Linked DNA regions of Mus musculus: region 2 is linked to region 1. A link is a loop called in an ENCODE intact Hi-C map of the cell type or tissue named here. Cell type or tissue: left cerebral cortex. All regions are shown on one strand. Links, peaks and the distances in the headings refer to the core of each region. The heading gives the core; the rest is flanking DNA. Region 1 overlaps Csmd2 (CUB and Sushi multiple domains 2). Region 2 overlaps Csmd2 (CUB and Sushi multiple domains 2).

Region 1 (9,652 bases), core at 733-8,732:
GAAAGGACTGGAAGCCAAGCATGAGAGTGATCTTAGTAATCTCAGGTTATCTAAGCGTGCACGGCAGTGGCCAGTCACGGAGCTGCATGACAAAGAGCTGCCAAAAACTGGCAATACTCAAATGCCCAGGTCCTGACTTGGCTGATCTTCCAGAACTCAGAATCTCCGGACTTTCTCTTCTGTCTTCCAACTTCCTGAGCAACTCAAGCTGGGGGATTCGTGGATTCTGTATTCATGGATTCAGTCAATCCTGGACCAAAAATTCTGGGTGTGTGTGAGGGGTGGAATCACATCTGTACTGGACATACACAGACTTTTTTCTTGTAACTATTCCCAATCAATATTGTATAATAGCTATCTCCATACTATATATTAAGTATTAGAAGTAATCTACAGATGGTTTAACATACACCAGAGATCATATGGGTTATGTGCACCATTTTTACACAAGGGACTTAAGCATCACGGATTTGAGTATTCATGCCTGGGAGAATGCCTGGAACAAGTCCCCTCCGGGATACCGAGGGGACCTGGACATAGTAACTTGTCCTCACAGCATCTTCTGTGCTATCTTCTGGCCTGGCATTTCCAGTCTATTCTTGAAGGTCCATGGAATATTAATTGGTACTAAAAAAAAAAAAAACAAATGTGCATGGCCCTGTTGGAAAGAGGCTTGGTGGAGGCCAACCTAAGCAGATTATCTGTAATGGTAGTGCAGCGTCTGAGAGTATTCCAGATGCTCACACTCACAAATTCAAAATGTGTCCGGTAAGTCCCACTTTCCAAACGTATTTGACCAGGAATGACTTTTTTTTGAGGCCATCTCAGGAGACTGGCATTTCATGGAGCAAATGTTAGCAATTGCTGGGATGAGCAATAGAAGCAAGAGACGATTCCCAGCATACAGAGGGAGGGTGTGGAAGATTCCCAGGCACTCTCTTGGGGAAGGAGCAACATGAATAATTAAAGCACACATGCAGTGCGTGTTCTCTGACTGTGCCCATGCTGACAGAGATGTTTTAAGACAGGATCCCAAATAAGCATCCCACAGATCTGCACCATCCGAACTCCTCTGTGTCCTCATGGTAGCCCCACAGGATGGTCCCTAGGCACTCTCCTGTGTGAACCACCTAAGTAAGGCTCACTCCTGCAGCTCTGTCGTGCATTGGCCAGGCCCAGCTCCCAGGAGTCAGAGTCATCACCATCCTTCAAGGTTTGTCTCCAAAGCTGCTGCCTCCTAATCTCCCTGTTATGAATTAGTTGCTGCAGCCTCTGGCTCCCCCAAGCATCTCGCTTCTGTTTCTCTAGCGCCAGCCAATACCTCCTGCCCATCTTGAGTGGCATCTCCTTGGCATCACACATCTCTCTTAAAGTATGAAGGCTAAGCAGACCTCTCAGGCTCCCTGGAATCCATGTATGCAGCAGGTGTTGTTACACATGAAGTCATGATCACATGAGAAGGGCTGGGGTGGTGGGGTGTCCCTGATACCAAGTGTTTCCTTAGGCAATCTCATGCTGGTCAGAGCAATCACAACTACCTAGCCCGGGGTTCCAGAAAGGCCATGACAACCTGGCCCCCTGTGCTCTGAGTACACTGGAGGTTCAGGAAAGGTCACCCTTTCTGTTGCTGTCATCAGTTAGCAAATACCAGGACTCCTCTCTCGGGAGAGGGAATAGCTTACCACACATGAACCTGGTAGTGCATGTTTGATGAGGGATTGGGCAGAAATGCCAGGCACGATTAGCACAAGCTGCTTGGCTTTATTAAGTAAACATGACTGTGCAATAGCTAACATCCTGTCAGTACCCGGAGGATCTAGCCTTTCCCTGGAGGCTTTAGCAAGCTGCTCAAATCCAGGAGCACTCAAGAGAGAACCTGAGACCCACAAGAGTTGAGCGGGCATCGTGATCTCAGCCATCTACAGAGCAGGCGGCAGCTAAGCTCCCCACTAGATCATCTCTTAAGAGTTTTGACAGAAACGTGTTGCCACAGACACTATTATTAATCCACGCTGCAGGTACAGGCTGTGTGGATTCTTACACAAGGTCACAGAGTTAATAGGCAGCAGAGTCTAGATCGAAACCCGTGCGTCCAGGATTCCCAAACCTGGTGCTTAATCACTGCATTTCTGTTGCCTAGCATATAAATAACCTTTCTGAGTGTGGCCAGAACTGCAAGCTGTTTTTCTCCCAGGGAATCATTTACATATGTACAACACCCCGTGACACTGGGGATGAAAGCTAAGTCTGTTTTTAATTGGGAAGGCAGAAGATAATTCTTATTTGACTTTCTAAATAAGTCCAGCGAGTGTCAAACGATGATGATCTGTTCATTCATTCATTCATTTATCCAGCAAATATTTACTAAGCACTGTGGCAGGCTGAGTCCCGAGGACTCTGGGGATGGAGTGATGAGCAGAATGGTCTCTGTCAGTTGAGAGATGCCGGGGGATGATATTGACAAGGAAGGGGCAAACAAATAAATTAGGAAGATTGTTACAGATTGTCCTGGGACAAGAACAGAACAGGATACTCTGATGAAAACGGCAGTGGCAGCAGGGAAGGTTAAGGCTGAGACCAGAAAGGGGATAAAGGAGACCTGTCTAAAAAGTGGTCTGGAGCTAAAAACTGAACATCAAGGTGGAGCTGGCATAGGAGACTTGCTTCGGGTTCATTCCAGACAAACAGAAGGTGTGCAAAGTCCTGTGATGGGGAAGGGGGAGGGGCATGAGCAGACCATGTGGGGAGGTGTATAGAACTGTGGCCGGAACATAGTGATAGAGCATCGTTTTAAAGTGAATAAAAATAAGGGATAGTTTTAGCATCCTCAAAAGGGGGGAGCTTGAGATAGGATGGCAGCCAGGCATGGAGGCATAAGGCTGTGGCCCTGGGTAACCCAAGGAGGCTGAGGCCTTGGGAGGTCAAGGTCAAGGATTGCCTGCACAACTTAGTAAGATCCTGTCTAAAAATGTAAAATGTTCAAAACAAAGCCATGGTGAAGTATTTGCCTAGCTCGAAGAAGCACGAGGTTCAACTCTCAGATCGTTTTCTCAAAAGGGAAAGAGGGGGGCAGAAAAGTAGAAAGACAGAAGGAGCAACAAAGGGAGGGAGACATAAGAAGGAAAGAGAAAGGAAGATAAGGAGATAAGACACCACAGAGCGAGCTTTGACAGAGTGTTCTGTCAAAGACTCCAGTCCTTCAGCCTTTGTGGTCCATGTGGCGTGGTACAACTCACTTTCTTCCTTCAAAGCATGAAAGCGGGGTGCCATGTAAACAAATGGCCATTGCTTGTGTCTCAATAAAACTTTATTTGTGGAAATAAGCGCAGAGGCAGATTTACCTGTGGGCTATAGTTAGTCAGCTACTGCCTTTGGGGTTGTGGAATCAAAGGTAGCATGCCACGCAATCCCAGATCTTGTACTGAGTGATGATGGCAACAGGCTCCTGGGGCTGCCACTCCTTGGCCATGGCCACTGAAGTGCTTCTGGTGGCAAAGCAGAATGGGTGCATCTCCCCCAGACGTTGGAAGCCATCGACAGACCGACCAGAATCTATTGGAGGCCCCATGCCTTTGTGTAAAAGCCAATGTGAATTGTATACACTGGGCCATAGCAGATCCTTCGGTTGGACTATAAAGTAAAAGTCTCCCGATTGTGGGCTAGGGAGCTGTAGGTAAATCACAGGATCTCCAGAAAATCCCTGCCTCTGGGTTCTGCAGAGCAAATGCTACAGGGACAGGTTCTGCCATCTGCTCAGGGTTGGGGTGACAGCTAGGGCATGATGGTTGCCTCAGTCCTTCCTCTGCCCTTGTCAGTGGCCACTGTCACCTCCCTGCCTCTGTCACCAGCTGTAGCAACAGCACCATCCTCCTTGTCCCATGACTCACTGACAGTGATGTTATGCCACCACGTAAGCTGAATTTCTTTGGGTCATGCTCCCTCCCTCCTTCCCTTCCTCCCTCCCTCTCCCTCCCCTCCATCCCTCCGTCCCTGCCTCCCTCCCTCACTCACTCACTCCTATTATCGTTTATTCCTTCCTTCCCCCCTTCTATTCCCCGCTTACTCTATAAACCCACTCCCTATTAGACTTAGTTAAGCACCATTTCACAAACCTCTCCTCCATTGCTGAGCCCCACCCCCACTTTTTCACACGTATGTATATGTTATTTATATGGCATGCATGCATAAATGCGTGTTCTCACGTATGGATGTCTGTGCATATCTGGCTTGGTTTGGAGGCCAGGGTTTGATGCTGGGTGTCTTCCTGGTTCATGCTACATTTTTCTTGCTGAGAATCGTCCCTGCACCCAACGCATCCCAATTCAGTCATCATAACTAGGCAGCTTGTCTCAGAGATCCCCTGAGCCCACTTCCCAAGTGCTGGGGCTCTAGGCCAGCTGCCATGGCTTTCCCAAGGGTTCTCTGCTCCTTGTGCTCTTGCACCCAAGTCGTCTGCCCAGCCCCTGTTCTGAGATTTTAATACAGACCAGCCGCTCAGGTTGATTTTGAGCTCAGTTCTGCCACTGGCTACAAGTATCTGATTTTTTTCCCTAAACATGGTGCAGGTCTAAAGGGTCCGTGGCTCCTTTGACATAGGGAGAGACCTGACCTCAGCAGACTCCCTGGGACCCTCATGGGCAACCCTAGCAGGCCAACCCCAAATCCTTCCCAAACTCTTTTGCTTAGATCTGTGGAGTTCAAACTGTATTCCCCTCATTCAAACTGATCATGGCATGAGATAGCAAAGCTTTGTCTGGGGAACAACGTTAGTATTTGTAAACGTGATTCATTTCTGCACTCATAGCAATGCAACCAAACTTCCAAAATGCATCTGCTGCTACTAAATCAGTGGTTCTCAGCCTTCCTAATGCTGCGACCCTTTAATGCAGCTCCTCTTGTGGTGACCCCAACCATAAAATGATTTTGTTGCTACTTCATAACTGTAACTTTGCTACTACTATGAACCATGATGTAAATATCTGCTATGCAGCCCCAGAGGGGTCGTGACCCACATGTTGAGAACCACTGTGTTAGCTGCCCAGTGGTCACAGTGAGGTATTGGTCCAGTGGTGACAGTGATGTAAATGGGTCAGGCTGGTGGATACAATGACATAGCTCTATTAGTGGTCACTGTCAAGGGCATGATGATCAGCAGAGCTGATGAGCTGTGAGCCTGGCTGACAGGCAGACACTGTCACCTCCCTCTTCTGTTCTCTTGCCTCAGTGTCCACCGCAACCTCCTGCAATGACCCGGGAGTCCCGCAGAATGGGAGTCGGAGTGGTGACAGCTGGGAAGCCGGTGATAGCACAGTGTTCCAGTGTGACCCAGGCTATGCTCTGCAGGGGAGCGCAGAGATCAGCTGCGTGAAGATCCAGAACCGATTCTTCTGGCAGCCCAGCCCGCCCACGTGCATCGGTACAGAGCAGCTTCAGGCATCTGCTCCTCTCTCCAGTCTTGGGGTTGTGGGCACCAGGCTCCTCTACACAGTAGGCAGCTAGCTGCCTTTTGAGCCTGGGGCCAGGAGAATGGTTCAGCAAAATGATGCAGAAAACCCAGTTTTCCTATACACACTCATGCAAACATGCACACACAGTCACAGACACACAGACAGACACAGGTACACACAGGTACACACGCACACACACAAATACACACACACACACGCACATCCCATGAACTTTTAAAAAATTATCTCAGAGAGTTCTGAGCCAGGCAGATCTGTCCTCTTGTCTCCAGCCTATTGTCTAAGTTGAATTCCAGGTCAGAAGATCAGCAGATTCCAGGGGCAAAGGAAAGACACTTTTCTCCCTCTCCCAGGGAATTGCTGACTGCCTGGATTAGGGTTCCTGCGATCTACCCTTTGTCTTAAAATCTCCCCATTCAACAGATCAAGGCTCTTAATAATAACAGTAGTAATAATAATACTCACATGCCCCAGGTGCCCACATGCCCCAGGAGCCCACATGCCCCAGGTGCCCACATGCCCCAGGTGCCCACATGCCCCAGGTGTTCACATGCCCCAGGTGTTCACATGCCCATGTGTTCAGTTCTTCTGTTCCCCGAGTGAAATGATGAACTCAGTTGATTCCTGTGCCCATGGCTGGTGGACACAGAAGAGTAGAGAGACCAGCCAGGCAGCAGTGGTGCCCACTTTTAATCCCAGTATGCAGGAGGCAGAAGCAGGCAAATCTCTTAAGTTTGTGGCCAGCCTGGTCTGCAAGATGGCCAGGACTATGTATACAAAGAGACCCTGTCTCAAAAGGGGGGCGGGGGGGAGAGGAACGATGACGATGGCCACTGAGTCCGAATGTGTGCTGGGCTCACACTAGAAGTTTGCTTAGATAACCCCATTTAGCTTTTCCCTGCAGCTCCCTGAATTTAGTACCATTCCCTCATTATAGCTACAGAAACCAAAATAGAAAAATTTGGATATCTTGTCCCAAATTGCAAAGCTAAGAAACACAAGAGCCAAGATTCCCGCCCACGCCAGGCTGAGCACAAAACCCCTGCTTTCCCACCACCAATGCGTCCTCCCTGCTAGAGACAGACTTAGGGGACTTCCTGAGACCTCTCCCAGCTGTGTTCACCCTGGAAGGTTCCACGGTAAGGGCCACCCTGATATCTGACGTCTGACCTTGACTTGCCCCAACTCTAGGATGTGGTTCTGAAAGCAAGACATTGGATCCAGTTCCTTGGTGGAAATGGGGTTAGCTCACGAACCAAAGAGACCCTGGAGCCAACTCAGTGTTGTGGAGAAGTGGGGTGTGCAGACAATCAGACCCAAACATGGGCTGAGGATCTGTCATTCACTGTGGAAATTGTTCAAGTCTTAGCCTGGGATCCTCGCCTGTGAGGGGAAAAATGCACATTTCCCTGGTGGCATAGTAGAGAGACAAGATACCTAGGCCTCATCTCCTCAGATGCTTGTCCCCCTTCCTTTCTGCCCCCAATGCCCTTCTTTGTTCCTATTTCAAATCCTTGTGCTCCCTTCCTCGCAGTGAACCGGACTCCAGTGGTGGGGATGCGGGATGGGGAGTGGTTCTGTTGAGAAGCACCCAGAGGCCTCTGTGTCCCCTCTCAGTGTCCCCTGTCCCACAAGGCTGTGACCCTCTTAATATACTTTCCAGAAAAAGTAAGTCCTTGCACCAGCACCCTGCGAAGGAAGAGCTGGGCTGGGCCGGGCTGACAGGCTGCAGCTGGGCATTGAGCAGGCCAGTGAGGTTAATTCAGCTTTCATGGCACACACTTCTGCACATGGCCTCGGGGAGGGCGCCTCCTCTCACAAACAGATTGGAAATCCCAGCGATGAGCCCCTCGTTTCCAGCTCCTTGGCAGTCTGCCATGAACAGAGCTAGCTGGCCCTGATGGCCCTGCCTTACAGGAGAGAAACAAAGAGAGGAAGCAAATATTTGTCAAACGTTGTCTGTGATGGATGCCAGGCTAGCTCTAGCCCCATTCCCGGTGAAGTCAGCACATGAGCTTAGAACTCTGGTTCCTGGGTTTGAGTCTGGCTTCTCCACAAGGGGTGTTAGGGGTCATCTGGGCAAAAGTCATGTCAAAGCTGAGGTGTGAAATCCTGAGCCCCCACCCCCATCCCTGTCCCCATCCCGGATGCAGTGAGCTGCCTGGGATGTTAGAGGCTGAAGGAGGTCCTTGGGAAAAACAGCTTGCTGGATCCCTGGGTACCCTATCCTCCCCATCTGTTGAGAAGTCCACCAGCACAGGAGAGGGTGGCCACTGTGGACCCTCAGGAGGAATCGCAGCACATTGGTCCTGATGAGGGGCATGCTCATCCTTAGGCAAGGAGTAAAGCTGGAAGGCATCTGGGATCCAAACAGATGCCAGCAGAGCTGGCAGCCAAGGAGACCAATAGTGCTTGGCAGGCAAAGATGATGGTGTTTTCCACTCGCTGTGATATCCTGCACAAGGAAGATGCAGTAAACACCCACGAGGCTTTCCTGAATTCATAAGACAGTGAGAAGATGGCACATACTTCATATTCCTGAAAGACGACGGTGACACCATTTTGACCATGAGACCTCTCCACTAAGCATCACAGACACCCCCTAAGGGAGACATCACCTCCTTTTAACACAAGAGAAAAATATGCAGGTTAAGTAATTTCCCTAAGGTCACAGCCAGGAAGAACCTGGTTTTTGTTTTTTTGGTTTTTTTCTTAAGATAATTTATTGAGAGCTGAAGATTCAGCTCAGTTGATAAGAGTGCTTACCTAGCATACACAAAACCCTAGGTACCATCTTCAGCATCATGCCAGATGAGGCATGGTGGCAAACCACCTGTGATTCCAACACTCGGGAGGCAGAGGCAGAGATTAGGAATTCAAACTCATCCTTCACTACACATGGCAAATTAGAGACCAACCTTGGCTACACAAGACCCTGTCTCAACATCAGCAACAACAATGGGCTTTTTATTTGTGTTTTGTTTTATTTTTTCCCCCTGAGGTGAAATGCACATCGTATAAAATGGCCTATTTTTAAGTGACCAAGTAAAGGGGACAGACTTTTCCTCGCCTTCTCTCCTCAGCTCCTTGTGGGGGAGACCTAACCGGGCCATCAGGAGTCATTCTGTCACCAAACTACCCAGAACCCTACCCACCAGGCAAGGAGTGTGACTGGAAAGTGACCGTCTCTCCAGACTACGTCATCGCCCTGGTATTTAACACGTATGTACCTTTCCCGGGCTGGGACACCAAGGGGTTTGAGACCTCCGGGATTGAGGACCTGGGTGGCCAGGCTAGTCCTCACAGGTGTGTGGCAGAGTTCTCAGGTCCAAGGGTAAGAGAGTCAGAGATGAGGGGTGGGGCTCCAGCATCCACTGAATGTCTTCTCTGCCCCGGGACCTGTGTCTGCAGGATTCTTGCAATAGTTTCCAAAGCAGCTAACACTCTTTCTCTTACACTTTTGCGGCTGCTAAACACAAAGGAGCCCTAACCTGGGTCTCCATGTCCTAACACATTGGCTGGCCCTTTCCCCAGTGCCTCCCTCCATCCTGAAGCTTTGCAGGTCTCCGTGACCTTTCCACCTAACCCGTGCACTCACACCTTCATTCCATTCCCAGGCAGTTCTCCATAGATCTGCCCTATCCCTTCCCTGCTTCCTCCCTCCAGTGGCCTTCCGGACTACTTAAGCCTGGCTACTACCCCAACAGACCCATTAGGAACTTTTCTGATAAAAGACTCCAGCATGGGCTGGGGAGGTGACTCAGTCAGTGTTTGCCACACAAGTCTAAGTCTCTCAACTTAAAAGGTCAGGCACGGTGACACATGGTTGTAATCCCAGCACTGGGGAGGCAGAGATAGGCAGCTAGCTCCCTGAGGCTCCCAGCCTAGCCTACTTGGCAAGCTCCAGGCTAGTGATGAAATTCTCTCTCAACACACAAAGTGAATAGCTCTTGAAGGAACAATGTCCAAAGGTGACCACTGTATGGTGTATGGTATAGGTGACCACTGAATAGTACGTATGTACACATGACAGCAAATTCCCACATCTCCATCTTCATGCTACTACCTCCTGCCTCGACTTGACCATTTATCATCTTCCATCCCAACGATGTCTTGGTCTTCACACTGGCTACTCTGTCTCGTCTAGCCTTCCAGGGCACTCTCTCTTATGGGCAACTTAATAACAA
Region 2 (9,652 bases), core at 508-8,507, 50 kb before region 1:
GGTGAAGATACTTAGCTTAGACACAAGGATGGACTTCACGGGAACAGTCTTGACGTGTGTCAGGAGGCTCATTCTCTGACTCAGGATACACTTTGAACATGCCCCCCCCCCATACACACACACACACACATGGCTGAACTAGAGGAATTCACAAGAGTCCCTTCCTTCTTCAAGAGTCCCTGCTTGACGAATTTCCCATGACTCACTCCTGTTTCACAGCCCCAACAATTATAGAAAGAGATGAGAGTCACTGTATCTGTGTTTCAGTCCCATTCAGCATCTGCATCTACGCTAATCTCAGAGTGATGTATTTTTAGCTCTGGATTTGGGAATCCTGAAAAGAAGGCTCTTTCTTGGCATTTGAAACCTTTACTCCTGTTACCAGCTGTCCCCTCCACCCTCATCCTGAGGTACCCAAGGTCTCCCGCATCAGCAAGACAGAAGGACTGATGGACTCCTCCTTAGCCCAGCTTAGCCTCCTGCTGCCCTCTGAAGTCCCCAGGCCACCAGCCTGAGCTGGCCTGGCCAGTAGGACCCTCCTCCCTACTATACAGAGCACGGAGCATCGAGAGACAGTCACATCCTCACTAAAGACATCACGTATGCCCTTGGCCCATCATTGCCACCTACCCTCCCACTGGGCTTATCATTGGCCACAAAGCCAGCCTTGTTCAGAGAAAACTTCAAGAGAAGCGTTTGGAGTCAGGATCCTAGTGCAAGTTGCTCAAAGCAGGATCACAGATCCTGACTCCCTGAAAATGGCTGGTTGTGTGAAGCTGGTTGGTGCCTGGGGAAATTCCAGAGCACCTGCCAGGCCCAGGTTTCAGGTTCAAGTGGAACCCCAAAGTAGGGGCAGAGGGAGGACTCTCAAAAGTCCTCTGTGGAGCACTTCTCCCAGATTCTGAGCCTCCCAACATTTCTCTCAGCCTGAGCCCTCAGGATGGCTCTCCTTTTCCCCACACTTGTTGGGAGCTAGCACGCTGTAGTCTCGGATTTTTTTCCTCTGGTCCTTTTCCCTGGTGCTGGGGCTGTCCTCAACTGTCTCCAAGACTAACACTCCCACTGTCTTCCTCTGCAGAGTATGACCTGGAGCCCTGCGAAGAGCCCGAGGTTCCAGCCTACAGCATCCGAAAGGGCTTGCAGTTTGGTGTGGGCGACACCCTGACCTTTTCCTGCTTCCCCGGGTACCGTCTGGAGGGCACGGCCCGCATCACGTGCCTGGGGGGCAGACGGCGCCTGTGGAGCTCGCCTCTGCCAAGGTGTGTTGGTAGGTGGTCACGTGCTTTCCTTCTGCTTCCCTTATTGGGCGGGCCAAACTTAGAGCGAGGCGGAGGGCTGCACCCGACCGGGAGGCTCATGGGCCTGGGTTGAGGATCCATACAGTCACACTTACCTGCAGGGGGACCTTGGATGCGTAGTCTAACTACCTCTGTAAGATGCAAAGGAATCTGCTCTATGGCCTGACCTGGCCTTTGCCAAGAAGTTTTGATAGGCTCTGGGTGCAGTTGACCTCAGTATGTCCACCTCCAGCCATTAGCACAGGCTCTAGCTTTCAGATGCCTCTTGCAAAGCAATATGTGTGTGTGTGGGGGGGGTGGCTAGTGGAGGAGAATATATATATATATATATATATATATATATATATATATATATCCTTTACTCAAAAGGACTCTCAATCGAGCTGTGTAGAGCTATCTGCTCTTGGAAAATCCCTAGAAAGACTCTTCACCCAGGGAGGGGGAAGGGCAGGAGCTGTGATCAATTATGATGCACCTAGTATACCCCAGTCGAGCTTCTAGCTCCTGGAGATGAAAAAAGTCCTCACCACAGAGAGAGACTCCCCATCCCTCACCCCACTCAGTGGGGAATCCACCAAGAACACACAGGTGTGTATATACTGTGTAAGCAGAGAAAGTGACGGAGGAAGGCTGCTGCTTTGTGATCGTGGGCAGGAAGGACCCCTCTAGTGAAGGGTGTTTTAGCAGAGATGCAGAGGAGCTGGACATGAGGAGGTAGCATGGAGCAGACCTGAGCCACAAGGCTGCTTGGTTTTTGAGGAACAGCTGAGAAGGCAGCTGGACTGGCAGCTGGGCGCAGGTGGCAGAGGAACTGGAGATGGAGGAAGACAGGGAGTGGGCGGGGCATTGGCACTGGACTGGCCTACATTGCTGCTAGAGTCCAAAAGAAGGTTGATCGGTGCTCTGGGCCCAAAGGGAACAGAAAGTAGGGTGACACCGTAGGAGGTGGGGACAATTGTTACTATGGATGGAGGTCTATTTGCTCAGTGGCCTCAGTGCTGAACCCAATAGAACACAGATGAATCAGTGAAGAACTCACTATGCTCTCAGGTAGCCATGGAGCTCTTAGAAAACATAAGGAACAGATCAGAGCATCATGCGTCCATTAAAACAGAACCCAGCATCACCAACACTCATGAGGTGCTAAGGTTAAGGCTCAGCGGTAGAGAGATTGCATGCAGGTTCTCTAGTTCAGTCATGAAGTGGAAAGGAAGAGAGAGACAGAGACAGAGAGTGGAGAATAAAATAGAGGGAGAAAGAAGACAGGGAGGGGAGAGGCAAGTAGAAGAAAGGAGAGAGCTGGAGCGATAACTCAGCCAGTCAAATGTCTTGCAAGCATGAAGACCAGGGTTCCATCCCCAGCACCCACATAAGAAAGCCAAGCATGGTAGCACACACTTGTAATCCCAGTGCTGAGCAGGCAGAATCAAGTGGATCCCTGGGGGCTGGCTGGCCACCCAGCTGAGCACCTTGTCAAGCTCAAGGTTTACTGGACCCCGTCTCAAAAACAACCCAAAGTGGACAATAGAACTGACACTGACCTCTGACTCCTACACATATACATGCGCAAGTGCACAAACACAACAGGAAAGGAGGAAAGGTAAAGAGGTAGCCCTCACACCTGTGAGGTCAGCCCTGCCCTGGACAAAGCCATGGAGCCCGGAGCTCCGCAGAGGACAACTGCTCAGGCTGGGAGCTGGGCCAGGCCCTACTGAGCAGGCACACAAATCATGGGTCTCTGCTCTGCCAATCACTAAACCATTAGTACCACCAGACCCTTCTGCCTGGCTTCCTCATTGATAAAATGGAGCTAACCACATCTGATGCATTCTGGATGAGGTGACATCGTCCCCATAAAGCCACAGGGAGCCATGTAATTGTCACTCTGCCAATAACATCTTTATCATTTTATTTATGGATTAACGACTTATCATTAGTTTGTCAATAATATTTTACAAATTCAGAAGGGAGAGCAATCAGACAACAAAGCTGCAACAGAATTCGCCCTGGGGGAGGTCCCGTTCAGACCTGACCACCAGCAGCTGCCCTTGCATCTGGAAAAGCCCCTCCATGAGGGCCTTGGAGAGAGTTCGTCTCCAGTGGGGCTTCCCAGGCCCCCCAGATGCTCACCCCGCTAAAGCTCCTGCCTCTCCAGTCTCATTATACCAACTCATCCTTTAACTCATTATTCCAATTACTGTTTGTTCACGACACCGCACAATATTTTCATTATTGCATTTGTCTTCTGTTTCACATGGTATTAATAACACGCAGCGGTTATAATCACCTCTAATTACAACCAGCCCTGCAGCAGAGACTACTGCCAGAGTCATGGCAGGCCTGCCCACCCATGGGGGTGCTTCTGCTTGCCACCTTCACCGTAAGACGTCACTTAGATGATTTAGCCCACTCTATGCCACCAGGAGCATTCCCAGCCACGGAGTGTACAAACAGCCCCGAGCTCTAAAACATGGTGTGACAGGGTGATCCAGCCTCTGACCTCAGGGGCGCCTGCATTTGATGTGGAAGAGACAGCCTTGACCCTGGGAGGGAACCCCAGTCTGCAATAAGAGATGCGGTCCTGTCCTTGGAAGCCCCAAAGTGACGGAGAAGACCTAACCCTCCCCCTCAGGAGCCTCAGACTGATGGATAAAATACAGCCCCTGCCCTTCCTGAGACCTCGTCTGATAGGAGCGGCAGAAGTCACAGATGTCCGAATCAGCAGAGGTTCTTTCTTGGGCATGTGCCTGTTTGCTTCTCTGCAGCGCTGGTTTGTTTCCATTTACACCCATGTTTGGCTTCCTGTGGCGTCTGCTCATCTCCCCTGCCTCTTTGGAAACTCTCCCAGAAGCAAGTGTCACATCCCTTCCTCCTCTTGTCCCTTGTCTTGTACCTAGAACCAAGGCTCTGGCAGGGAGTCAGGACCTTGCCATTGGGCAGGGACTGGCCGCCTCGGAGACACAGCAGTCCTGGGTGTTCTGGGTGAATGGGAAAGACAGGGAAGTCTTGCTAGGCCAGAGATTGGACAAAAAGCTGGAATGCAGGAAGCTGGCGCTGGGAAGACAGTCTAAAGTTCTGCCAGAGACCATGTTTGAGGAAGGCGGCTGTCATGAGCTGGGCAAGGAGCAAGGGGCTTGAGAAGCAGTTGGGGCATCGTGAGCCTGATAGCTAGAACTTTCCCATAAGAACCCTGATAGCCCCAGAGCAGATAGGATACCCAGTGGAGGCGGATAAGCTGCAATCAAAGAGGAAGAGCTACACTGAGTGAATGTCCACCATGTGGGCCACTCCCTCTGTGCTTTCCCCGTTTCATACATCAAACCTTACATGTTCACTCTCCAGTCTCAGAGGATACGGTCCGGATAAAGAGCGCCCAGGGAGCTGCTATAACTTCTCTGCCTCCATTGTGTTAAACTGTGCACAGCCTTCAGCAGCTGCCCAAGCCTCATCCGAGGGCACCCAGGAATTATGCCCTTTAGGAACATGCTTTTGGAGACTGTCAGCAGCTGTGATCCCACTGTGTCCACCCACCTTTCCCCTTCAGTTTTACATCCCAGTTTTACATCCCAGTTTGGCACATTTATCTGATATTGTTCATTGTGCTCACTGGCTGTGTCAAGTACTCAAGGGACCCTGTCTCCATTGAGATAAACAAGGTCCTATCCAAAGTCTTGGGAAACTAAAGCAGAGAATAGAATAGGGGCCAGGGAACAGGGCCCGCTGACAATTAGAAACTTAGTGGTGCTTAGTGGTGACTATGTCTACCTTCAAAGAACTAAGAGTAGTTTTGGGGACAAGCATATGACAAAGACCATAGAGACTCTGTTCTGAAGGTCTCTATGTGCCCTGTGGGTGTCATCTAGCACACTCCTGGCTTAGGGGAACTAGAGCTGGCTAGTGGCCTCTTAGTGGACCTGAAGGTCCTTCCAGCCAAGAGTAAGGACACAGAGAAGCGGCAGGGGAAAGTGGCTGTGCCACCAACCACCGCAGAGACATGCTCCAAACCGCCCATCTGTCCAGACAAGCAATGAGCCTGCCATCTGGACTCCCGTTTCCATCCTTCTGGAACCTGACTATTTTTAGCCCCATGCCTCTTCTGAGATCGGAGTATGGCCACATTCCTCCATTCATCCGTTTACTCAACAAATATTTATCTTACAGATGTGAGCCTTGGAAATGTACAGCTTCTTCAAGCGTGGTCCTGGGCCTCATGTAGCTCAGAATTTGGCTAGGAGATGAATACAAATGACAGGCAAGCAGGGAATAATGTGGCAGGTTCCTTAACACAGGGAGTTACAGAGAGAGCCTCACAATTAGTAATTTTAGAGAGGTCCCCCCCAGCTATGCCCTGCCACCAAGCCTGAGTTAGCCAGGCACTACCCACTTGTAGAAGAGATGGAAGTGTGACAGTTCCCCAAGGAATTATAAGACAGGGAAGGGGGTGGAAATACTAACAACGTAAGGAGAATGTGTGATGCCTTCTATAAACACAGGCCTGAGAAGAGTGGAAAAGACTGTTTCTGCAGGAGAGGAAACACGGTTTCCAGAGGCAAGATGGTTTTCTTGATTGGTGCAAGATGCAGAGGTTTGATAGGCCTGTGCAAAAACTTTCTCAGAGCCTCAGGCCCCTAACACAGGCCCAAGGTGGTAGCATTCCCAGCCCTTCCTCTTAATGTATCGACACTTATGTAAACTAGGAAAGAAGGCTTATACTTGCCTCAATAGTCTGGCATTCATGGCTCTTGCCTGAGACCCTGGTAAAGTGGTTGTGGTGTTTTGCCTGTAAGGGCTAGTGATTATTATTCAGTCTCATTACTTCCTAGTCCCTGTCTTTGAATACTTAAAGTTCTCCTCTTTCTAGGTTTGGCTGTCTCCTTCTCTAACATCCTTCTGTTGCTATGATACCAACAGATGTAAGGGACCAGTGCTTTATAAACTAACGCAGTGAAAGAAGAGGGCATCCAGTGATATGTTTTCTATTTCCACAGAAAAGGGACAAGCAAAGAAAGAAAGATGAAGAAAGCAGGCAGAACTGTAGGCAGGCTAGAGCTGGTAAAAATTTGGTAGGCTGTCCTAGAGAGTGTGGGCAAGCAGACAGCCTCAGCATACCCGTGAAGTTATTATGCAGAGCTTTCTGTGTGAGTGGGTTAATCTGTGGATATTCTAATTGTCGTTCCAGCGGAGTGTGGGAACTCAGTCACAGGCACTCAGGGCACTTTGCTGTCCCCCAACTTTCCTGTGAACTACAATAACAACCACGAGTGTATCTACTCCATCCAGACCCAGCCGGGGAAGGGGATTCAGCTTAAAGCCAAGGCATTTGAGCTCGCTGAAGGAGACCTCCTCAAGGTAATGGCAATTGATTTCCTACGGTGTGTAGGTAACCATGTGCAAAGGGTGATTTCTTCCCCATCCGTCCCTGTGTGCATGGCCCAAAGTCCCCACTTCCCCCTGAGTCCTGGTGGGCATTCTCACCTGGGAGGACAAGAAGACCAACACTTCCCCCTGAGTCCTGGTGGGCATTCTCACCTGGGAGGACAAGAAGACCAAAAAAGGTACGAGGTGTGGGTTAACACTTCTTAGGAACTGTCTGCCCTCACAGATGTATGAGTGGACTGATCAAATGATGGGGAGATGGCTCAGTCAGTAAAGTGCCTGCTGAGGAAGCATAAGGAGTTTGTGTCCACACAGTGTGAAAGCCCATCAGTGTGGAGCACAGCAGTATTCTGGCTGGCCAGCCTAGCCATTCAGTAAGTTTCAGGTTCAGTGAGAGACCCTGCTTCTAAACAATAAGTAGAAAAGTTACAGTGGAAGGCATCTGCCACTGACGCCACCACACACACTCAATACACGAGCACATACCCACATGCACAGACACACAAAACATGTATTTACACATGTAATATATATTATACATATATATATAAATTATATATATTTACACATGTAATACATATAATATATATATATATATATATATATATATATATTACATGTGTGTGTACATACATACACACACACACTTTTTTTAAAAGGTGATGAAGTCAGTTGAACCAGTCAATGGATCAGTTTTTTGGAAACTATGACCTTAAATCAGAACAATTAAGAGCTCACAGAACATGTGTGCATGTCTATGGTATGTATACATACATGTACATACATATATATTACATATGTAGTATATTATGAGAACACATGTATATATGTTGTATACAGTATATGAATACATGTATGTATATATTGTGTAGAGTATATGTAAGTACACATATGTACATGTTAGGTGTATTGTCTATGTACTGTTTGTATAGACATTATGTGCCTCTGTACATATTTTGTGGATAGTGTATGTGTGAGCACATGTATGTCTATTATGTGTGTACATGTTTGGGATATGTAGTATATAAATGTGTGTAAATGTATGTAAATGTGTATATGGTACATGTGTATACATGTTTGGGTATGTACATTCTTATGTTCATTTCCACATGTCTGTGAATGTGTGTCTGGCCTGGTACATCTATTTCACTTGCATCTGCACCGCACATCAGCATGCTTTGTGCACATGTGCTTACATATGCTTTGAGCATGCAGTAGCATCACTGTAACAATGGCCTCTGTGTGTCAATGGGCTGAAGGAAGCAAGCTCATTAGGGAAAGAAATGGCAAGGCTCAGATGATAGAGGGAGTTATTAAGAGCCTGAGAGACATCTGTCTTGGATTTCTTTGTGTGTGCTTAAGTGGCAGCCGCTGATAATGTGTAGGGAATTCGTGTGTGGGTAATAAACAGTTGAACTTGGAGAATGTACTAAAGACCTGCAGTAATAAAATGGATTATATGGAAAGCATTGCCCAGATTTAGTCAGTTTCATCCTAAGCCAAGGAACTTTACTAGCTTATCCTAATACGATTTCATTCTCAGCAGCCAGAGAAATACCGACATGAGGAACATTCAGAACAGCCAAAGGCCATTACTCTGGGAAGTAGAAAGAGGAGCCATTAAATGACTGTCATGTTTATGGACAGTTGGTACACTGACCCATCCCTGGAGTCTGTTCTCTCTCTCTCTCTCTCTCTGTCTCTCTCTGTGTCTCTCTCTCTCCCTCCCCCCTCTCCCTCTCCCTCTCTCTCTCCCTCTCCCTCTCCCTCTCCCTCTCACATACACATGTACTTGCTCACTCACTGTGTAGGTGGGAGTGTTTCTCATGCTTACCTCACTCCTCATAAAATAACTGAAGCACATATAAAATAACCTGGTGGACATTGAGACATGTTGGTGGCTCTCAATACACAACTACACACACACACACACACACACACACACACACACACTTCCCTGAAATTATTGAACCCTCTAGAGCAGTGGCTCTCTACCTGGGGAGGTCACATATCAGATATCCTGCATATCCGATAATTTACATTACAATTTATAGCAGTGGCAAAAGTACAGTTATGAAGTAGCAACAGAAATGATTTTATGCTTTGGGGTCAGCACAACATGAGGAACTGTATTAAAGGACCAAAGCACTGGGATGGTTGCGAACCACTGCTCTAGAGCAAACTTATAGAAACGAGAAAGCAAAGAAACTGGGTTGACATTGTTTGTCCCTTTCCTGTCCTAGCTCTTCCCACAACCCTCAGGACTCTTTAACCTCTTAGAAAGAACTCAGGACATCAATATATAACAAAACTGTTTTAGAACTCAAAGAAACTGGCAGTCATAGCTTCCCAAGTGGGACTCAGAGCTGCCCTGCAATCACAGTCAGCAGGAGTGCCATGCCTGCCATCTGGTCTACCTCAACATGGCTATGCAAGGAGTCCAAAGCATGAGAATTGCCCTTAACAACCTCTTCCCCTTGCCTTGGTGCAACTGTCTCACCTTCCACGCTGCTTGTATGCTCCTTACCTGTGCCTCCAGCATTGACAGGTGCAGCCCTGAACAGACATGAGAATCTGTCACCTTCTCCACACTTTATATGTCTCCCAAGATAATACCAATGGATTTCATGCACTTGACTGATCTCCCAAACCTGAAGGCTTGTATTTCTGACTTGGCATGTTCTCCTGCATATGTAACTTGTGACCTGGTCATTACCCTAAAAGCTAAAATTTCTCTGAAATTTAGATTAGACCACCACCCATTCTCGTTTGTTTTCTGTTGCCACCTCACTCTTTTGATATGATTCCTGCAGTTGGTCTTCCTGCCACCCCAATATGAGTGAGATAGGAAGGGCCTTAAAGTAAGGTAGTGCAGGACAACTCCCAGCTCAAGATGACAAAGAAAGCACATATACATAATTACAGACTACACAGGTTCCCATTAGACTAGCTAAAGGGAAGTGAAGGGAGGTGGTCTC

The links. Hi-C counts contacts between places; a loop is a spot of excess contacts. Peaks named below come from ENCODE experiments on the same cell type or tissue, not always from the same donor. Only the 100,000 strongest peaks of a DNase experiment are listed, where the experiment ranks them.
Region 2: it touches region 1 in a loop (4-fold over the local background); 2 of 42 quality-filtered maps call a loop at or near these places.

What each region holds. Positions count from the first base shown.
Region 1 is chr4:128,443,863-128,453,514 of GRCm38, forward strand. It overlaps Csmd2 (CUB and Sushi multiple domains 2), which reads left to right. Exons shown (of 71, transcript NM_001281955.1): 27 at 5,225-5,416; 28 at 8,549-8,687. Among named protein-coding and RNA genes, the nearest start is that of Gm33656, 84 kb to the right of the region's middle. In left cerebral cortex, for the core only: no CTCF peak of the experiment used is centred there; DNase peaks (open chromatin) are centred at 1,080, 1,900, 2,139, 5,408 and 3 more places; H3K27ac peaks cover 4,710 bases.
Region 2 is chr4:128,393,824-128,403,475 of GRCm38, forward strand. Csmd2 (CUB and Sushi multiple domains 2) reads left to right here. Exons shown (of 71, transcript NM_001281955.1): 21 at 1,079-1,267; 22 at 6,478-6,647. Among named protein-coding and RNA genes, the nearest start is that of Gm33656, 130 kb to the right of the region's middle. In left cerebral cortex, for the core only: no CTCF peak of the experiment used is centred there; DNase peaks (open chromatin) are centred at 2,141, 4,228, 5,339 and 6,403; H3K27ac peaks cover 1,197 bases.